Regions from separate parts of the Mus musculus genome. Here region 1 is linked to region 2. A link is a loop called in an ENCODE intact Hi-C map of the cell type or tissue named here. Cell type or tissue: heart. All regions are shown on one strand. Links, peaks and the distances in the headings refer to the core of each region. The heading gives the core; the rest is flanking DNA. Region 1 overlaps Me1 (malic enzyme 1, NADP(+)-dependent, cytosolic). Region 2 holds the start of Me1 (malic enzyme 1, NADP(+)-dependent, cytosolic).

The links. A loop is a pair of places that touch in the nucleus more often than their neighbours do. Peaks named below come from ENCODE experiments on the same cell type or tissue, not always from the same donor. Only the 100,000 strongest peaks of a DNase experiment are listed, where the experiment ranks them.
Region 1: it touches region 2 in a loop (2.8-fold over the local background); 3 of 42 quality-filtered maps call a loop at or near these places.

What each region holds. Positions count from the first base shown.
Region 1 is chr9:86,641,044-86,651,420 of GRCm38, reverse strand. It overlaps Me1 (malic enzyme 1, NADP(+)-dependent, cytosolic), which reads left to right. Exons shown (of 14, transcript NM_008615.2): 5 at 392-553; 6 at 5,007-5,110. Among named protein-coding and RNA genes, the nearest start is that of A330041J22Rik, 49 kb to the left of the region's middle. In heart, for the core only: a CTCF peak has its summit at 4,423 (motif pointing left); no DNase peak of the experiment used is centred there.
Region 2 is chr9:86,691,101-86,701,477 of GRCm38, reverse strand. Me1 (malic enzyme 1, NADP(+)-dependent, cytosolic) reads left to right here and starts at 5,564. Exons shown (of 14, transcript NM_008615.2): 1 at 5,564-5,805. The coding sequence starts at 5,728. A330041J22Rik (RIKEN cDNA A330041J22 gene) reads right to left here and starts at 6,036. Exons shown (of 3, transcript NR_045835.1): 1 at 5,776-6,036; 2 at 2,330-2,395; 3 at 225-1,740. In heart, for the core only: a CTCF peak has its summit at 8,601; DNase peaks (open chromatin) are centred at 5,407 and 6,127; H3K4me3 peaks cover 1,662 bases; H3K27ac peaks cover 1,223 bases.

The DNA of each region.
Region 1 (10,377 bases), core at 1,409-9,408, 51 kb after region 2:
ATGCCTTTACTGACACGCCTGTAATTGCCCTGAGGAGCATTGGCTAGTCTGACAGCTGCCCTATGTTTTTTGTTTGCAGTTTGAAATCTAATTGTCTATTTGCCCTCTTAATTGGAGTAAATTATTTATGTTGTTTGAATTTCTGTTTCATCCCCTCTCTTCCTTTTACAGTAACTTAACTAATCATGCATATAATTTTATATAATACTCAGTGTATATTGATCAAACTCATTTCTCCTTCTCATTCTTCCCTAATGGCTATGATTAAATATTCAGTTTATGTATATTTAATGTATGCGTTCTTGTAGCTCAGTGTTTAATTGGAAGGCATTACCTTTGGGACTAGAGACCAGTAATGAAGACGGCCTTTTTGTCTTTTTCTTTCCTCTAGGCTATTGTGGTAACTGATGGAGAGCGCATCCTTGGCTTGGGAGACCTTGGCTGTAATGGGATGGGCATCCCTGTGGGTAAACTGGCCCTGTACACGGCATGTGGAGGGGTGAACCCACAACAGTGTCTACCCATCACTTTGGATGTGGGAACAGAAAATGAGGTAAACATTTCACGTGCACAGAACTTCTAGCTGTCTTTAAAAATGGTTCCAAATTTTACGTTTTGAGATTGTGTTTCATAGATTACTGAATTCCCCTCAACTCTGCCCCCGACAGTTATAAGAAAATTGCTCTTTTCTCATCTCTGTAAAAGAATTCATCCTCCTTAGTGGTCTCAAATCCTTTGAATAAGTATTGACGCCACGATTATTTGAAGCACATTAACTACTCTTAGAAACTGTGATTTCTAATTATCTTTACATTGTACAGGACCGAATTTCATAGGTCTCGCTAAACCTAATCCCCTTAGTATTGAGATCTTATTATGCTCAAAGTCTGTATTGATCCTGGGGAAGGTGATTTGGAGTTCAGTTCCGTTTCCTTCCACATTATTATTTTAGAGCCTTTCTGACAGTAATTTAAGCAAACAGTTGTTATGCTTTTTAAGTCAGATACAAACAATCGTATTTACCTTCTGTACACAGATGTTATTTATCCTTTATTCAAGGAAATAGTTTCATTTAAAATATGACTTCTGACATTTTCTTTTTCAATGCTAATAGAGATGATTTAGTTATCAAACCTAGCCTGTTTTAAAATATTATTTTAAAATTGTATGTTTATATTGACATTGAGAAAAATCTTAATGTCAAAGTAACTGTTACTTTAGTTTTTATATATCTTTTAAAGATTTATTTATTTAATGTGTATGAGTGATCTATCTGCATGTACACCTGTATGCCAGAAGAGGCCATCAGATCCCATTACAGATGGTTGTGAGCTACCATGTGGTTGATGGGAATTGAACTAAGGACCTCTGGAAGAGCAGCCAGTGCTCTTAACTACTGAGCCATCTCCCCAGCCCTAGTTTTTATGTTTTTAAAACAAGATGAGATGATATATGGAATTCAAGTAAAATAAAACCTATAAGACCTATGATATAGCTTGAAAATTCTAGGGGTTATTGAAACTATGAAATAAGTATATAATAATTTGAACAGTCTTAAACCTGGGCCTTTAAAATGATTCATCTATTTTTACTCATTTTATATGTATTTTGTTTAGATGGGTATGTTTGCACCACACACATGCCTGGTAGTCATGTTTAGAAGTAGGTGTCAGATCCCCTGGAACCAGAGTTACAGATGGTTTTGGGCCACACGTAGGTCCTGGGAACTGACCTAGGTCCCCTTCAAGAGCAGTCAGTACTCTTGACCAAAAGAGCCATTTTCCCAGTCCCCACCTGGGCCTCTTTTGCAAGGTTATCAATATTATGTGGACATAGAGAAACTTGACCACTGTTATCTACAATAGATTCTTACTTTGATAGATTGCATGAATTCTCAGAATCAGATGGTTTCATGAAGGTGGGTCTTAGAATTGTCAAGTTGACTGATTATCTTGTATTTTTACACTATCTGCTTTTTAAAATGAATCACATTATATTGGAGAATGCTACCTGTTATCTAATTTTCATTGCTGACCTACAAATTCGTTCTTTGGGGTCAAAAGTATTGTATTCTTATTTTTGCATGTGTATGGATGTGATGTGCATGTGTGTATCTGTGTTTATGTGTGTGGAGTACATGTGTGTAGATAGCCATGTGTATGTGTGCATATGGAAATCAGAAATTAAATTGGGTGGCTAGTCACAATAAGGTTTTCATAATGAAAAGTATTCATGTCACTTCCTTTTGTGACAGCCTGTAAACTAGAATAGTCTTCAGTCCCCCCCTTTTTTTTCTTTTTAAGTTAGGATAGAGAGCGATAGTTTCCGTCACCGTGTCTCCATATGTATATGACACTACAGCTTCTTCTCATCTGTTACCCTCCACCACTGTCCCACCACGTCATTCTCCTCTCCTCTGGCTGCTTCCCTTTTAAATTGCATTTTGTATAAATTAATTTTTGGCTGTCAAAGCTGTAAAAATATGCTACCTTTTCAAGTGTTATCTTAATTTTATTAATTAAAAATTTATAATAATTTCTTTCAAGTACATTGTTAAAAGAAAATTATATAGCATTCTAATTTTGAAGCAGTCTTTTTCATAAATCTTAAACTCAACTATTATATTTTTCCTCTCCTTTTTGCGTATTTCTCTCTCTCTCTCTCTCTCTCTCTCTCTCTCTCTCTGTGTGTGTGTGTGTGTGTGTGTGTGTGTGTGTGTGTGTGTGTGTGTAGGAGGACAACCTATGGGAGTTGGCTCTTTCCTTCTACCCTGTGAGTTCCAGGAATTGAACTCAGGGCATGTAGCTTAGTGAAAAATACCCTTGCCTGCTGGACTGCCTCCCACAGTTATACTTCTTTATGTTATGTCCATCAATTATCAGTGTGGGAAAGAATAGGAGAAAAAAGAGAAGGGCACATTTTTCTCAGCTGTGCCCCCCTCTTTCCTAAAACTCATATTCAGAGGCTAAATATATTCCAGACTTGGAGAATGTATTTTAATATTGGCAGCCATTAGTAGCTCATTGGCAGTTTAACCTCGGCTGCCCGGGAGCCTGCCAATGGCTTGTTTAAAGAGTGCCTTAAGAAACAGCTGGGCTTTACAACAGTTCTTAGCTTCAGATTTTATATTTTACATTTATGTGACTTAACATGTTAGCTTCCAGTGGAAAAAAAAAACCTTACTTACTAGTTAAGCAGTACATTGCAAGTATATTGGTCAAAACGAGGGGATTTCGCAATAGGAGAGAGTTCTATTAATAATTACACCAGGACAATAGGTATGCTCTCGGCAGTGGCCCCGTGGGTTGTAGTTTCCTCTGGATGATAGGAAAGCTGAATGCTGGGACAAGTGTACTTTTCTCTTGTTTACATCAGACCCACACAATACAAGGGTTTCCGTTGCAGACTCTTAACATTTCCATCCCAATAACAGGGAGGGGTGGTCATTCCCAGTCAAAATGGAGGACTAGGACTCCTTCAGTTCTAGAAGTGCCACAGCCAGCGAAGCCCCTGTGGGCATGGAGCAAGCCCCCTGCTCGCGGCCTGGTTTTGATTCCTCGCAGAGGATTTCTGTAGCATGTTGTTCTCAGGCTCTTGCCCTTCTGTGAATTGTTGATTCTGCCCTCTGAGGTAAACCCTCCATTTTCATAACAATTTGTCTACGGTCTGCATTTAAAACCATTTAGAAGTTTTTAAAAAAAGCAGTGTTTGTAGTTTCTAGTGTTCAAGTTTTCTACATATGCTAATAAATATTTCCCTGTGTATTTTGTTTTGGACTGCCATTATAAAATGTAGTTGTATTTTATTTCATTTCAACTGTCCCCTATAAATACGTAGCGATATACTTGTTTTTGTATATTGTTCTTATATCCTATGACTATATTAAATTATATACATTCATATCGGCACTTTCTATTTTCATAATTATATACATACAAATACAAAGTATTAGTTCTTCCCTTTCCAGTCTGTGTGCTTGTCTTTTTCCTGCTTTATTGTAATGGCTAGTGTTGCTGGTGCAATGATGAAGAAAAGTGATAAGGATGGATATTCTTACTCTGGAATCTGAACATAATTTAGTCTTTCACTGTAAAACATTCCATTAGCTATGTTTTTTCACAGATATTCTTAATTTACTGAGAACTCTGCTACTAATGGGCATGTTTTACACTATCTACGTTATACTTCAATTTAAAAATTGATCTATTAAAATAATGTTAAGGGTTATTTATGCCAATACTTGAGTAGAATAATGGTATCTCAGGTCTGTCTCTTTAAGAAATAGGAAACTAGGGCAGGAGAGATGGCTCAGAGGTTAAGAGCACTGTCTGCTCTTCCAAAGGTCCTGAATTCAATATGCAGCAACCACATGAGGGCTCATAACCATCTATAATGAGATCTGACGCCCTCTTCTGGCCTGCAGGCATACATGCAGGCAGAATGCTGTATATGAAAATAAATATGTTAAAAAAAAAGAAGTAGGAAACTAGAAAGTTTAAAAAGCATAAGAAAAACTTGGTCAAGGCTAAAAATATTCTCTCAAATAGGTTAGTAGTCATATAACAAATATACCCAAAATGTTTGAAGATTTCAAATTTTTTTTGGAAATAGAAATAAATCTATGAAAAAATTGTTCTTTTTTTTCCTTCATAAATTGTAAAATTTTAAAACTTAACATAATTTCCATCTGTGATAAATTTTACGTACAAAAAATCAGAGGGGAGCTTTTCTAATGAGAACCACTGCCATATTTTACTTTTCTTTCCCCCAGACTAACCTAGAATCTTTTAACATTTAGTAATTATTTTTTAATTTGGTTTGTGAAGAGTATGAATATACTCTCTACAGTATTAAGTAACTAGTGAGTGTGGGCTACGATGTATCAGTACGTCGAGATTTTATCTTTGTTTCTGTCTCTTATAGAGATGATCAAACAGACTAGTGAAAGGTCAATGACTTTCTTATTGCTAATTGTTTTTTGGGGTCCACGTCTATTTTAACACTAGGAGTTACTTAAGGATCCACTGTACATCGGGCTGCGGCACCGGCGAGTCAGAGGCCCTGAGTATGACGCCTTCCTGGATGAGTTCATGGAGGCAGCGTCTTCCAAGTATGTGCAATCTTTATTTATCTGTGTTGGAGCTGAATTTCAAAAGTCTAAACCCTGATGACACACCTAGGAAAATATCTCGTTTGATTCAGTATGTTTTAATAATTAGACCTAATTAAGAATGCATTCTCTTTCTCTCCCTCTTCCTGTCTTCTTCCTCCCCTTCCCTCTCTCTCCTCCTCTTCCTTTTCCTCCCCTCTCTCTTTCCCTCCTTATAACTTTCACTGGCCAAATGGCAGCATCATGTATCTATCCTCCAAGCCATCTCTGTTCCTATTCCCAAAAGAGCATTGTTCTTAGAAGCATCATTGTTGCCATTGAAAATAGGCGGTGGTCTCCAGCTTTACCACACTAAACGCACAGAGCCCAGCTGAAATGCATGTTTATGGGAAGTAGGGAACTGGCCAATGACAGTGAATAGAAAAAGAAAGCCTTTTCCTTTTTTACATTTTTGGCACTTCTTTTTTGGCTGCCGGTAAGATCCAGTCTTCATTCATGTTTGTGGCTGATATTGGACTCTTTTGTGGTGGGAGAAGGAAGAGGTGGAGACTGAGTGTGAGCTATACGATCCCAGAGCTGTAATAGGGAGGGAGAGCACCAGGGTATCAATTTCTATTCATACATCTCTGCTTACATCAACAGTATTTATTAAATATACTACTGTGTTTTCATATCGTGTAGTAAGCATTGGGTTGTGGGCCTTCTGGTACTTTAAGACTTTCCAACTTTTTTCTCTAAGAAGGCGATTCTGCGATAATATACTCTGAGGGAGTTCTGTCAACTGACAGTCATTCATTTTGTTAGTTTGCAGCCACAAAACCACTATTGTTTAAAAATACATTTGTACTTTACTGGTTGTGCTTTATTGTTTTGTTTGTGAGTAACTTTATCACTGGTATTTCATGTAACTAAGATATTCTTTTGTTTCTTATAATTTAAAGTCATAACCAAGAGAAAGGCAGTTTCTTCATCAATTTGCACAGAATTTAAATATCTCAAATTGTTTGTCATGGGATTTAATTCAGAGTATACTTTTAGATCACTATGGACTAATTTAAAAAGAACATGTTTGATTACTTTGTTATTATCCTACTTATACATTAAGATATATTTACTCATAGAGAAAATATGAGTTGTGAAACTTTAAGCTCAAAATTATATGATGCCATTCATTTATTTATACTTGTAATTCACATATAATTTTAAAGGTTTTATCATAAAAAAAACTTAAACTTGTGATTATCAACTTTCTAAATAAGAGCACCATCAAGAAGTTGGCTCAGTAGTGCCACGAAGCCCCTGACAGAGAAGGAACTGACACTGGCAATGTGGGTTGCTTCACTGCCAGTTTGTGAGTTAAAATCGACCTAAAGAAGACAAATTCATGATATTTACAGGAAATTATAAAGCCTGTTCTAAGCACTCAATGATGATGCAAAATCCTTATGGAAACCATGAACAACTTCCTGGAGAATTGGAGATAAGAACCAAGTTGGGAAGGTCTTTTTCCTTGCAGGATCAGAAAACAACTTACATTTTAAATATTGAATTGGGAGATTGCTTAAGATATATGAAAAGAAAATGAGGATTAATAGACTCAACAGTGTCTTTTGATGCATGAAACCTCTGTAGCCAGGCATGTTTGCTCGTGTCGGATCCTAGGAATTTGGGAACTGAAACAGGAGGACTACTGTGAGCTCTAATTTAGCCTGCGTTATACAGTGAGACTCTGCTCAGAAACGAAAATGGTGGAAAGGAGGAGTTGTCCTCCTAGGCCCTTCCTAGAGAAAAATAGCAGAGACTTCAAAATATATTGTTTTGATATTGCTCCTTTAGAAGCTGACTAGGAGTAAAACCAAGCATTATCCCGTTAGGGTAATAAAGAGAAATTCATTTTAAAAGGACATATGACTTAAATTCATGATTGATGAGTGACTTTTGCAGTTGGAGTTTCTGAGATGGAATATATTAAGTGCTATTGGGAACAACCTTGTAGGAGGGAGAAGGAGGAACTCGAGCAGACAGAGGCAGAGCTGTGCCTCAGCGTGGGCCCGCACACTCGTGTAATGCAGTTGGGACCACTCCTTGCACTACTGAGTTTGTTAGCATCCATTAGTTTATGCCTAGTTCCAACCACCAAAACTGTTGTGGGGTTTTAACTTACTATATTGGTACAGATGGGGTGGATGATGAGGTGGTATGACATCATCTTTGTTTGCCCTGTGATAGCTCTTATTGTGTAGACCAAAGACCTGAAGATATTGTAACACACTCAGTAAGTATGAAATTAGAATATCTCAGTTGAGAAATCGCACACAGTATAGATTTGTGGTGTCATTGAGACTTCTAGAGCACCTGGTTGGGGCCCCACTTACCACTGCCCTTCACATTGCTTCTGTCAAGGGGAGGAGCGGGAGCAACTGCTTGATGTTTCAAGTCTCCAGATATCACTGTAGACTCTGTGCACAGAATCCTCTAAACATCTGAGCCCTTTTCCCCAGTGTAGCTAGCTACCTGAGTAAGCGTTGTAGATTCCTCTGAAGAGCTGGGAGAATTATTGCCGAGTATCCTTGCCAATGTATTGCGAAGTCTTGCCTTCTGGAAACTAGGCCTCTTCTCTCTGAATTCTGGGTAAAAGATTAGCTCAAGTTTGGAAATTGTACAGGCAATTGCAACTGTATTGCGTTAACTGCTTTCAATTGTGTAGCTGTTTGTCTTTGATTTCTTTTGGTAGCAAACACTGAGTGACAGGCTAGGAAAAGCTGTCTCTATTCTCTCTCATGACTGTGGGCCATTGTCTCACATACATTGCTGTTGCCCCTCTAAGGACAGCTGCACCCATTAGGCTTCCTTCTGGAGGCCTGTCACCCCTCTTACAGCTTATCAATAAGCCTGGCTATGTATCACCGTTGTCTTCTGTCCATCCTGGTCTTTTGAGATCCGGAAATAAGCTTTTCAGTGATTTGGAGGCTTCGCACCAGCATATTCTATGTGGCTTTTTGTCATTGTTTTAGAAGATAGTCACCTGATTTTTTTTTGGGGGGGGGGGAGGGAGGCACTATATATAGTTTGTATATCCTAGAATGCCCTTCTCTGAGCCCAGAAATTCTTGCTTCTCCCATCCATGGCAATGTTTCTAGAAGCCAGCCTTACTTAGTATGAGCCATTGGTTTGGGTAGGTACCTAGCAATTATTTTAATAGTCACTTTGTGTCATCTCTGGGGATTCTTGGCATTTGTTAAATTCTGCATCTTAAGAAACTGTCTGAAAATCACTACCTAACATTCGGGTCCAGGATCTGATGAAAAACCCTCATAATTAAGCTCACTTGGACTGCTCTTGGCTAACACAAGCTACCTACATCTGTTCCTCTGGGATATAGAAGCTCTCTTCCTTCATAGGCTCCAGCATGGCCCACGTGGCTTCTGATGTGGTAGATGCTGTTATGGGCCCCAGTGGGGTCTGAAGGAGATGAAGGTGTATACCGTCTCCTGACAGAAGACTGACTTCATTAATGGTGAGAGGAGAAAAAAGACTTCTGTTCAGTCGTAAAACGGTGTCGACTCTGAGGATTTAAAATTTGGGACGATCAAGCCAAGTATCCCTCTCCATGTAGCAAGTATCCGCTCACTCTACCAGATTCTAATGGAGCAAATGTGAGTGGCTTGGGCATCTTGGAGGCTCACTGGTGTGTATACACCCTGTTCTTGCCACCAGGGTCTTCTGCTAACGGCTCTATGGAATCTATAAGTCTGTTTGTACAAGCGAGGCCTTTGGCCCTCATGTTGATGGTTATTTGCCAACAAGTCTTGTGTTCTTTTACTGTTACCCTCTTCGTGTGCTTTCTCAAAAACTCTGAAACAGCACTCCAGTCAACATTCTCTTTTACTGATATACCGAGCGGGTCACCTCCGGAGAGAATTATAATAGTTGGGCTGCCACCTTGTGTATTGAGATCTAATTACTGCCAGGGAATCCTTGTGGACTGACTTAGGTCATAGGACCCATTTTAACGCCTGCTTTTGCAGACCCGTCCTGACAGCAGATGTCGTGGACTAGGTTACCCAGGAGGCATGTTCTGAAATGAGGCTCAGCGTTTAAGGATTCTTTCAGAAGTGCTCTTGTGAGTAACTCCCAGGGAAGAAAGACACAAGCCACAGGATTGAGCAGAGGATGTTGAGTGGTTCTTCAGGCATGACTGCCTCTACTATTGTCGCTCTCTGGCCTGTCCTGGCCAATCCTGAATGTGTCTGTATCAGGTAATTGGACATAGGTCATCCTGGGAAAAAAGAATAGGCCATGGTCTGTGGCGAAGTGTTCCTCTGTGGCTTAGGTGATCCCTGGGATAACAGTGAGCAATCTGGGTATCATTTCAGGTTTCTGTTGCCGTGACTGAACTCAGCTTCTTTAATAGTGTAGCACATATCTACTTTAATACTTGCTTAGTCGCTGTTGGAGAGATGGCTCAGTGGTTAAGAGCACTGGCTGCTGCTCTTCCAGAGGACTCAGATTCACTTCCCAGCACCCACATAGCAGCTCACAACTATCTGCAACTCCAGTTCAAGGGATCCAGCACCTTCACACACATGAAGGCAAAAACACTAATGTACTTAAAGTAAAAATAAATCAATGCTTAAAAAATAGATTTGCCTGTTCAACAGTTTTATCTCTTGACCCCAGTAATTCTCTTTTTTGCATGTTAATTATTTTTTATTAGACATTTTCTTCATTTACATTTTTAATGCTATCCCAAAAGTCCCCCATACCCTCGTCCCCCACTCCCCTACCCATGCACTCCAACTTCTTGGCCCTGGTGTTCCCCTGTTCTGGGGCATATAAAGTTTGCAAGACCAAGGGGCCTCTCTTCCCAATGATGGCCGACTAGGCCATCTTCTGATACGTATGCAGCTAGAGACAGGAGCTGTGGGGGTAATGGTTAGTTCATAATGTTGTTCCACCTATAGGGTTGCAGACCCCTTTAGCTCCTTTGGTACTTTCTCTAGCTCCTCCATTGGGGGCTCCATGTTCCATCCAATAGCTGACTGTGAGCATCCACTTCTGTGTTTGCCAGGCACGGCATAGCTTCACAAGAGACAGCTATATCAGAGTCCTTTCAGCAAAATCTGGCATATGCAATGGTGTCTGCGTTTGGAGGCTGATTATGGGATAGATCCCTGGGCGCCACAGTCTCTAGATGGTCCATCCTTTCGTCTCAGCTCCAAACTTTGTCTCTGTAACTCCTTCCATGGGTGTTTGGTCCCAATTCT
Region 2 (10,377 bases), core at 719-8,718:
CTGGAGCTCTGCAGTCAGTCACACCACAGAGCCTGCTTAGGACTGCACTGGAGAGCTAAGCCAGCTTTCCGTGGCATTACAGAGGAGGGCTGGTGCTAAATCCTGGCTTACTTCTATTCCTGTAGGCCCCCGGATGCTAACCACTAGACATAACCCCTGGGCTCTGAGTTAATGATGTTTACGTTATGAGTTGGCTTCCAAAAGAGAAAATATTCTGCCTATTAAGATTATTCAAACCAAATAAAGTAATTTAATAAGACTCTTCTGTCCATGAATTTTTTTCCTGATTATTAAGACAAAAAACTTCTTGAAATAAAAAGGCAAATAGGTCAACAGTATGATAAAGAGTGCCAGTTTAAAGATAACAATTTGTTTCTTGTTCCAAGAAGAAATTCTAAAACTTTAGTAAGTTTTTGTGTTTTTTGAAACCTTGATTTGAAAATAAATTGTATGTGGGATTTCTCTAATGTTAAAATATTCAGAATACAGAGATACTGAGAAGTAAAAATCTAAACATAATGATTACTTAGAGATGAACATCCTGTTGTATTTGAACGTCAGTTGTATGTTAATTAATTAAGCCACATGATAATCTGTTTCTTAGATGAGTCAAGGTTAAATGGTAAGTTTGATCTATATTATTTATTTTGAAAAGTTTAACACTTTTACAACGTTCTTTAGCTTCAATTTTTTTTTAATCTTGAGATCATTTGTGTTTGTTTTTAATCTAGTTACCACTTCACAGTAAGGAGAGCAGGGTGGTTCTCCTTACAGGTATTTGGCACAGAAAGCCATTATGAAATGTATCCAGTCCATCTTAGGCTAACTTTATGTGCCTGGGTTTACTGCCTGCAGCCAAGCTGTCAGGAGTTTTCACTGCCCAGATGCTGATGAAACCTACTGCTGATCCACAATCTCAGCCATCTCAGAAAAGAGAAAGGCAGGGCTGTGGTCCCTAAAACCTTACAGAAGAATACATTGACCAAATCTCCAGCACCAAGTATGCTACAGATGTTTTTCCTGCATATAAAATAACGTATACCTTTCATGTGAGCCTTAAACATCGAAGAATTATAAAATGAAATATACTGTTAAAATTCTTGGGGCATATTTTTCTAAATTAAAAAAAAAGTTCTCTACCTATTATCATTCAGTTTCTGGCATTACTTTTAATATTGTTAATTATTATACTGTTGTCACAGCTAAGTCATGCACGGTACCCCAGACATCTTTTGTTTCAAATATGTAATTCTTTCATGGTTTCTTGTTAACCTTATATAAAACTAGCATAATTTAGTAATCTAACTATGATACTTAAGGCATATCGCAGAGCAGTGTGCAATGGTTCATTTAATATGAACCTCCTCCTCTTCTCTCTTCTTTCCTCTCTTTCTCGAAAGAAGCTCTTTCTCACTATGTTCCTGGGGTTGGCTTGATAACTCCTGCCTCAAATAGTCCTGCCTTCCGAGTAGCTGAGACTGTACAGGCATGCCAACCATTCTCACTGTAGCCATGTGAGAAACCTGGGGCCAACAGAAAGAAGCCAGGCCATTCTCCAATTAGACATGCACAGAAACCACAGGAGAGCATGGGATGACTGCTGTTTAAATCGTGTTACATAGCGATAAAGCGTGTTCTGTATGCTACTGGGATACTCTTATGTGCTTTATCACTCTTCCATACTGAAGAGAGACATACTTTCTCATTCCTGTAGACAGAACAGCTCTCATGCTCTTCAACCTAGAGAAGGCAATGAGAAAGGCAAACTTTAACATACAGTTCATAGATAGATGACCTTAGACCTAGATAGATAAATTACATGCTGGAGAAGCTAGGTGATAACTGGTAAAACCAAGCCAAACCAAACCAAACCAAACCAAAATAACGTTCCCCAGATCTTTTCCAAGAACCTTTCTCCTCCAATTTAAAAAATAGGATGCCATTTTTCCAAAACCACTTAGTTTATTATAAGAGAGAATTTAATACAAACAGAAGAATTGAGCATAATATTATTAATTATACAAGGTTAATATTTAACCTTACTAACTCAGTTAATCCTGCTTTATAACATGAAGCGCTCTAACTCCTAAAACTTTAAGTAAAATTGGTATTCTTAAAACATATTTAGAAGCCAGGCATGGTGGTATACACCTGTAATCCCAATACTTGAGAGGTGGAGGCAGAAGAATCACAAATCCAGGCCAACTGGGGCTACTCAGGGAGATTGCTCTATTGGAGAAACAAAGAAAACATACATAACACCCAAATTAATTTTCTCATTGCAGTGGCAGATGATGTTTTCTTTTTAAAAGTTAGAGTAAAGACTTACCTGGCAGGGGAAATACCATGATCATGAAGGCAGTTTTTTCCAGGGCCCCTCTGTTCCACTCCCAATCTGCCAACCCAAAAGAGGGAAACGCAACTACATATTGAGCTTCATATACATACATACATACATACATACATACATACATACATACATACAGCAGTGGGGCTGGAGGGGCTGGGGTGGGGAGGGACATGACGCATATACACCACTGTGTTCCCACTCTCCTTTGATTTGAGAGAGAGAGAGAGAGAGAGAGAGAGAAGGAGAGAGAGAGAAATTAGGCAACTGAAGCAACTGCCTGGTTTATTTTCAGTTGACAAATGCACAGTTCTTATTATTGAGGAAAGTAAGTCATCCCAAGGGGACAGGTAGGGCACAAAAGAGTTGGGGATGAATAAGCTAGAATAAGCCAAGGAAATCTGATTGCAGAGTTTGGATTCTGAACTAACAGTTTTAATGCATTTTGTACAAGCATGTCAGCTATTTACATATCTGAACCAGTAGTTTCCCATTCCATGTTGATGGAATATTTCTAGGGCTGCCTCAGTGGGGGACAAGTTATATATATATGTGTGTGTGTGTGTCTATGTGTCTGTACACAAAGCAAAGTGAGGCATTATTGGTGGGAATTTTTTAGTTACCCCTAAAAATGCTTCCACCAGAGATATTTTTAAGTACTTAGACAGAAAATATTGTGTTAAAAATTATTAAAAGCATATTTAATAATTAAATAGCTGGCCAGTGGTATGTGTCTTTAATCCTAGCACTTGGGGGGCAGAGGCAGGCAGATCTCTGAGTTTGAGGCTAGCCTGGTTTTCAGAGAGTTCTAGTACAGCCAGGGCTACATAGAGGAAACCCTATGTTGGAAAAACAAAAACTAAACCTACCAACCAATCAACCAAACAACCAAACAAAAACCACAAAACAAACAAACAGACTATTGCTAATTGCTGCCACAAACAAGCTATTGCTAATTGCTGCCACCAAACAAACAAACAAAAGAAAGAGACTTGCTAATTGCTGAAATACACTCTATTCTTTTCCACAGTTTAGATGATGTGATTATCTATATCTTTTCTTGCATATTGACTACCCTTTCAAGCTAATGTTCATGTGCTGGTAACCCTATCTGAAGGTTAGTATATGGTCTGTATATTCAGTACACGAGGTCAAACCAAGAAGCTCACTCATGTTTAAAACAAGTGCTTTCCCAAGGAGCCACATCTCTAGCCTCTATTTCAACATGCCTTTTGTTTTTCAAGATTTATTTTCTGCATATAAGTGTTTATCTGTGTGTGTGTGTGTGTGTGTGTGTGTGTGTGTGTGTGTGTGTGTGTGCACTCCAGTGTCTGAGGAAGCCAAAAGAGGGCGTCAGATCCCCTGGAGCTAGATGTACAGGTAGTTGTAAGCCATACCGCTTGGGCCTTGGGACCTGGACTTGGGTCCTCTGCAGCAGAGCATCAAGTGTTTTTAACTGCTGAACTCTTTAGCACCTCCCCCCCCCCTTTTTTTTGTTTTGTTTTGTTTTGTTTTTTTTTTGTTTTTCGAGACAGGATTTCTCTGTGTAGCCCTGGTTGTCCTGGAACTCACTTTGTAGACCAGGCTGGCCTTGAACTCAGAGAACTCAGAAATCTGACTGCCTCTGCCTCCCGACTGCTGGGATTTAAGGCGTGCTCCACCACTGCCCCCTTTTAACATTCTTTACATTATCAATCATTTACAGGGTGGCATTGAAACCCCAGTTTCTTACAAGGTAATGAAAGCAAAGGAGGTTGATTGTTTTTAATCTATATACTTGTTTTTCTGTGTTCTTGGCAATAAAATCTAATTCTACAAATGATTAAAAAGACTGAAAAGTTTGTGCTCTAGTCAATATTTGGGAAATAGGTTCTTTTTAGACTTTTTTTTGGAAGTGTGTATGACTATACAAAATAGCTCCTTGGGCTGCTCACCATCCAAGATGACTGGCGCTGTCAGAGAACAAGTAAACAGACAAGGAAAAGGAAGCAGCTTTACAGGTCCTGGAGTTCCTGAAATGTTGGCTTGGAGGGAGAGGTCACATGCTCCTTGGGCTTGTTCTATATTGGCGATCCTTGCTATAGACCTTAAGTCCCACAGCAATGGACAAGCAACATCTCTAAATTTAAGTCATAAAAGCTTCATTCTACTAAAACTGTTGGAATTGGTTTCTCCTGGAAATTTGTATCTTCCAGGTCTGCTGTTAAACTGTTTTTGACTCACACAAAGCATTATAATTGCAATGCGCCTCATCTAATTTAGGAGAGGGAGTTTTGTAAAGTATACCCCTTTCTCAGATGTTATGAGGTAAATTATTTATGGGTTGTAAAACTCACAATGAAAGGTGTCATGTTAAGTACAAGAAATGTTTTTGAAGAACTGTGCAATGCTAATATAATGCTTTCTATAAAATAACTGAGTCTAGATAATTTAAAAGCCAGGCCAAAGAAACTTCTGAATTCAAGCATAGCCTAAAAGCTATCGTTGTACTGGTAGAGTAAAGTAAAATAATTAGAAAACATTTCACAGGTATCTAGGCAATATATAACCCCATAACCATTCCTCAGTGTTTAGGCGAATACCATAGAATCTGGCCATGCGATTACACTAAAAAGAAAAGGCTTTGGTGTCTGAAGGCTGCTTGATTGTTCTGTTCTGTTTTAATCAGACATCCCTGAGTGGCATGGGACTTACTTCTCCAGTCCTTTAATCTTTAAGTAGAAATATCAATAATGCAACCACAGGGTTTGAATACTGGAAGACCTTTTATTCTCACCCTCTTTCCTCAAAGAAGAAACCATATAGTCTTGCAAAAATGAACATCTTGGTTTCCAGAACGCTCAGGGGAGTCCTTCTTAAGCTCAATAGGTCTGATCACTGGACCCGTGTACTCTTAACACCTCTTCTCTTATCGCGTTCAAAAGAAATTCCCCTCCTATGCTATTCAGATACAGGCGGGGAGTCGCCCTCTCGCCCAGTGCCATCGAGGCCTGGACTTTCTGGGTCAAAGTTGATCCCCCTCCTGCATCAGGCCCCGGGGGCATGGCTGGCACCCAGGACGTTGGGGTTAGGGGAGGACAGTGGACGAGCCGAGGAAGCGAGGCGGCCCGCCCCTCACCCGTCGGGGCCCAGGTCTCTCGCTTGGCGTTCACCAGCCTGGCCGGAGCCCCGCCCCCGCCCCCTCGCACGGCGGCTCGGCCGATGCCGCCGTGACTCAGCGCTTCTCGCGGGCCGCCCGGCCGCGGCGGCGGCGGCTAGGCGCGGGCTCCTCCCGCCTCGCCACCCCCTCTCGCCACCCACGCCCGCCCCCGGCCGCGGGGCCTTCCGTCGCACGGCCGCCGCCCGCCGCACTCCGCGTCCGCCCCGCCACCGTGCCAGCCATGGAGCCCCGAGCCCCCCGCCGCCGACACACCCACCAGCGCGGCTACCTGCTGACGCGGGACCCGCATCTCAACAAGGTGAGCCCCGCGGCCCCGAGAGCCGCCCTGTGCCCGCAGCCGGCCGCTGGGCCGCGGGGACCTGCGTGCCACCGAGGGGACCGTCCCACCCGGGAGGCCACTGCGGAGCCGGCGCCCTCGCCTCTCAGCATCCCGATGCTGGACCCCGGGGAGCGATGTAACTTGTGGTCCGCTCTTCTTTGTCTGCCCCTTTCCCATCCCGGGAAGGGCAGTGTGGACCAGTGTGGGAATCGAGCGTTTTCCGTGAGGGTGGCAGGCGGGCGGCCAGCTCAGCCGCGACGTGCCTTCCCGGTCCAGGTGACTGGACTGGCAATGACCGGAGGCTGCTGTGGAGACAAGTGGTCCTACCGGTCCTGCCTTGAACAGAGATGGCCTCTGAGTGCCTGGGATCCCATCCACAAGATGTGGGGGCTCCAGGGCCTCTTGGCTTCTGGGATGACATTGGTTGTATGGTGTGGGTGGTTTCTTGTTGAACCCTACGTGCATGCCTAGGTGGGAAAACTTACATGATACGGCGGTACAGTCATTTATTTTATTTATTCATTTATTTTCCTTTCTAAATTCTGACTTTTGGAAAGTTATTATTTTTTTTTAAACCAGTCCTCTTTTTTTCTTTTCTTATTACAAGGAAATTCAATGTATGCCCCAGATCAGAGTTCCCTTTTCTCATGCTGTGATATCTCTCCTCCCACCCTATACCCAAGATCTCCCCTAAATGAGAACATTTTAGAAATGATCAGTTTGCTTTTGTAAGTAACTAGGTCTTATTTTATAGTGTGGGTGGTTGTTAGAATGGTGTGTGTGTGTGTGTGTGTGTGTGTGTGTGCGTGCGTGCACGCACGTACGCACATATGTGCATGCACGTGTGTGCATATCTGATTTCCTATTTCTTCAGTATGTGGAGAGTGACATGAGTGTCAGCATGGAGGCCTGTTAAGTCTTTTAGGGTATCACTTTAGTGAACCTCCTTTTTCGTTAAGAAGTGTACCTCAGCATTTCTCTCTAGTCATGTTATGGGTGACTTGTGCTCATTATTAATAACTTAAACACGTGTGATTATTTTGCGCATTATAGCTAGTTTGAGTTTGTAATTTTTTTATGACTCTTTTTTTTTTTTTTTTTTTTTTGGTTTTTCGAGACAGGGTTTCTCTGTGTAGCCCTGGCTGTCCTGGAACTCACTCTGTAGACCAAGCTGGCCTCGAACTCAGAAATCCGCCTGCCTCTGCCTCCCGAGTGCTGGGATTAAAGGCGTGCGCCACCACGCCCGGCGAGTTTGTAATTTTTTTGTAGTGACTTCTACAAATCTTTATTTGATTATTTATAGCTATGTAGTGTAAACATTTTAAGTTTCCTACTTATTTTTCCTTCAAAATCAATGTAATTGCTAGTTTGAATTTTTTTTCTTCCTATTTTATTATCCTGTAGGTCGAGGACTATTTTCACTAGAACAAAGGTAAACTTTGGTGTGACAAAGCCACTTGTGGCTCTCACGTGTTACCTGCCTGTCCTGACTTATGACGAAATCATGGGTCGCCTTGACAAGATCACACGAGTAGCAGAACCTGTTTGATTTTCTTAAGTCAAGGTTGAAATGTTTGTTAAGAGTGGGTAGACAGGCCAGCCCATCCCATCCCATAGCAAAGGCATACTTTACTGGGTTTGGAGTCTCCTGCTAACCTGTAACAGTTGATACCCACTGTAGAAACGATACTGTCACAAAGATCTTACACCAAAGGTAGAAAAGTACAGTCTTAATGTGTGCACACATTTTACCTGCAGTGTATCAAGTTGGATTACAAATCTGGGTCATCTTGGGACAATCAATAGAAGGAACTTTACTTACTCAGCCCTGGGGTCAGCGTGATGCCTGTGGCATTAACATCATCTGCTATATACTCAAAAGTCCCCTGTCTTTGTTATTAGGACAGAATTCTTAATTTAATTTAATTTTTTAATGTTGAGATGACCTGACTCCAAGGGGATGCTAAAGTCAACAGTGCTTTCTAAATTTCTCCTAGCAGACGAGCCTAGCCTGTCACCCGCTATAGGAATACTCGTTTAGCCACACTAAGGAAGAGTTTGACGATCCTACCTTTGGGTGACCGAGACATGCTTAGTTAGTATTATGTCCGTACATTTAGGTATGGATGAAAACATCTTTTGTTGCTGAGGAAAGTGGCTCGGTGGTTAAGAGTGCTTGCTGCTCTTGCAGAGGACACGGGTTCAGTTCTCAGCACCTATCTCAGGCAGCTCACAGCTAGAGGCACCCACAAACAACTTGTATATGTACACAAGAGAGTGCGTGTCCCCCACACCACAGAGAGAGAGAGAGAGAGAGAGATCTACCAGTTAGCATTTTATTCACATTCTCCTGTTATTCAAATCCTTATAGTGCTATTTCCTGTTATGTTGAATGTAAATTAATGTTTTACTATCTATCCTAGATGTGTCTAACTCCCAAACTTAGCCTTTAGCTTAAAATATATTGAAGATTTTCTTCTTTTCATTTTTGTTGTGACTCCTAAAATTAAAATGATATTAATTGATTTAGTAATCATTTCCCTAGGGAAGCCTTTCCTAATTATCTTATTCTCACTATGATTTAATGCTTACACTTATACACTAAGGTGCTCCATATTATTTTGTACTTACTACTTCGTCAGTTATTTGTTTATTTATTTAGTGCAGTTCTGATTGTGTAGCTTTGTCTAGCCTGGAGGGAATTGACTATCTAGACCAGGTTGACCTTGCACTCATAGAGAGGTCTGCCTGCCTGCCTCTGCCTCCTAGTGCTCAGATTAAAGGCATGCATCACCCCAGCAACTGCAGGGAGCTTTCACAGTGTTGGTTCTGGCAATATCCTAAGACAGTAGACCCATTAATTTAACTACCTCATAATATCTAATTAATACACATTTATACAGAAGTCTAAAGTTCCTTTGAATCGGTCATTAAATTGTTTAATGGGATAGAGCTAAAAATGTTAGACTTCGACTTTCATTTTATTTATTTTTTTAAAGATTTATTTATTTATATATTTTATGTATATATGAGTATACTGTCACTGTCTTTAGACACACAAGAAAAGGGCATTAGATCCAATTACAGATGGTTGTGAACCACCATGTGGTTGCTGGGAATTGAACTCATGACCTTTGGGAGAGCAGTCAGTGCTCTTAAGCGCTGAGCCATTCTCTCCAGCCCCAGAATTTGGCTTTTATAATCTGTGAAATTTTAACTACGTGTTGGCACAATCTTAAGGAAGTAAAAATTGGTAAAAGTCAAACTTAACAGTAGACACAAAGTCAAGAACAACAACAAAGCAAACCGGAGAGACATAGGATCTTCGTAATTTATACGGAATTCTAAACCTTACTACTTGCTAATAGTCAAATGTATATCATTTCAGACTGATTCTGTCACAGCTGTTGGGAAGTACTTCTACCTCATACTTAGGGGATTTACTGTGTTAATAAACATAGCATATATACATGCATTTATACATACATATGTCTATATATACACACACATATATGAATGTATACACATATATAAACACTATACATATATACACATATATGCATACATACATTTTTTTTTTGAGACAGAATCTCACTTTGTGTAGTTGAGGCTGGGCTAGAGCTCATTATATAGACTAGGCTGGCCTTGAACTCAAAGCAGTACTCCTGCCTCAGTCTTCTACAATTGCAGGTGTGAACCACCATACCCTACAGACGGAACTGTTTTAAGATGTGTGTGTGTGTGTGTATGTGTATATATATATATATGTGTGTGTGTGTGTGTGTGTGTGTGTGTGTATGTACTTAGGTATACAATTTAAAATGTATTAGTTTCAGGATTTCCGCTGATTTAGATGACTTGTAATTCTCTGTTTTCAGAAATTTTATATGGCCAGTAATCATGCTTTATAAACTGCTGTACAAAAATTAAAATGGTATGAACAATAAAAAAATAATTACTCCCATTATTTTTCACTTTGTTTATGCAGAGGTGGGAAAACGCTAATTGTTAGCTTTGTTGTAGGTAATTGTTCCTTTGAGTCTCCAAATGCTACACCCCTTTGGTATTTTATGCATTTTGATTCAGTTGCAGCTAGTGGTAGTTTCTACTAATAATTTAATTTGGTCCTCCTTATTAACTTTGAAATCGAAAAGGCGAGATTCTGAAAAGTGCTTGCTCCCCATTATAGCAGGTTCTGGTTTGCTGTGCTATGAGGAAAAGAGAAACAAACAGATCTGTGATTAGGAACAGAAAGCACTGCAGTTCAAGACAATAATTGTTTTGAATAATACAGAGAATATTAAGACTCACTGTTTTTCCTGAGGTCATGCAGATGGAGTTATAATCTATCTGAGTCAACCATTAACCCTTTGAATTTGATGACAGAAGACAGACTTTAGTCTCCACTATGCTAATCTGGTAACTTTGGAGTAAAATATTAAAAAATGTTTAAAAAAACCATGAGACTAGAAGTTCTAGAGATTTTATACTAAGCTCACCAACATCATTTTTCACTGATTACGAACAACAGCAAGAGTGTTTGTGTGCTCG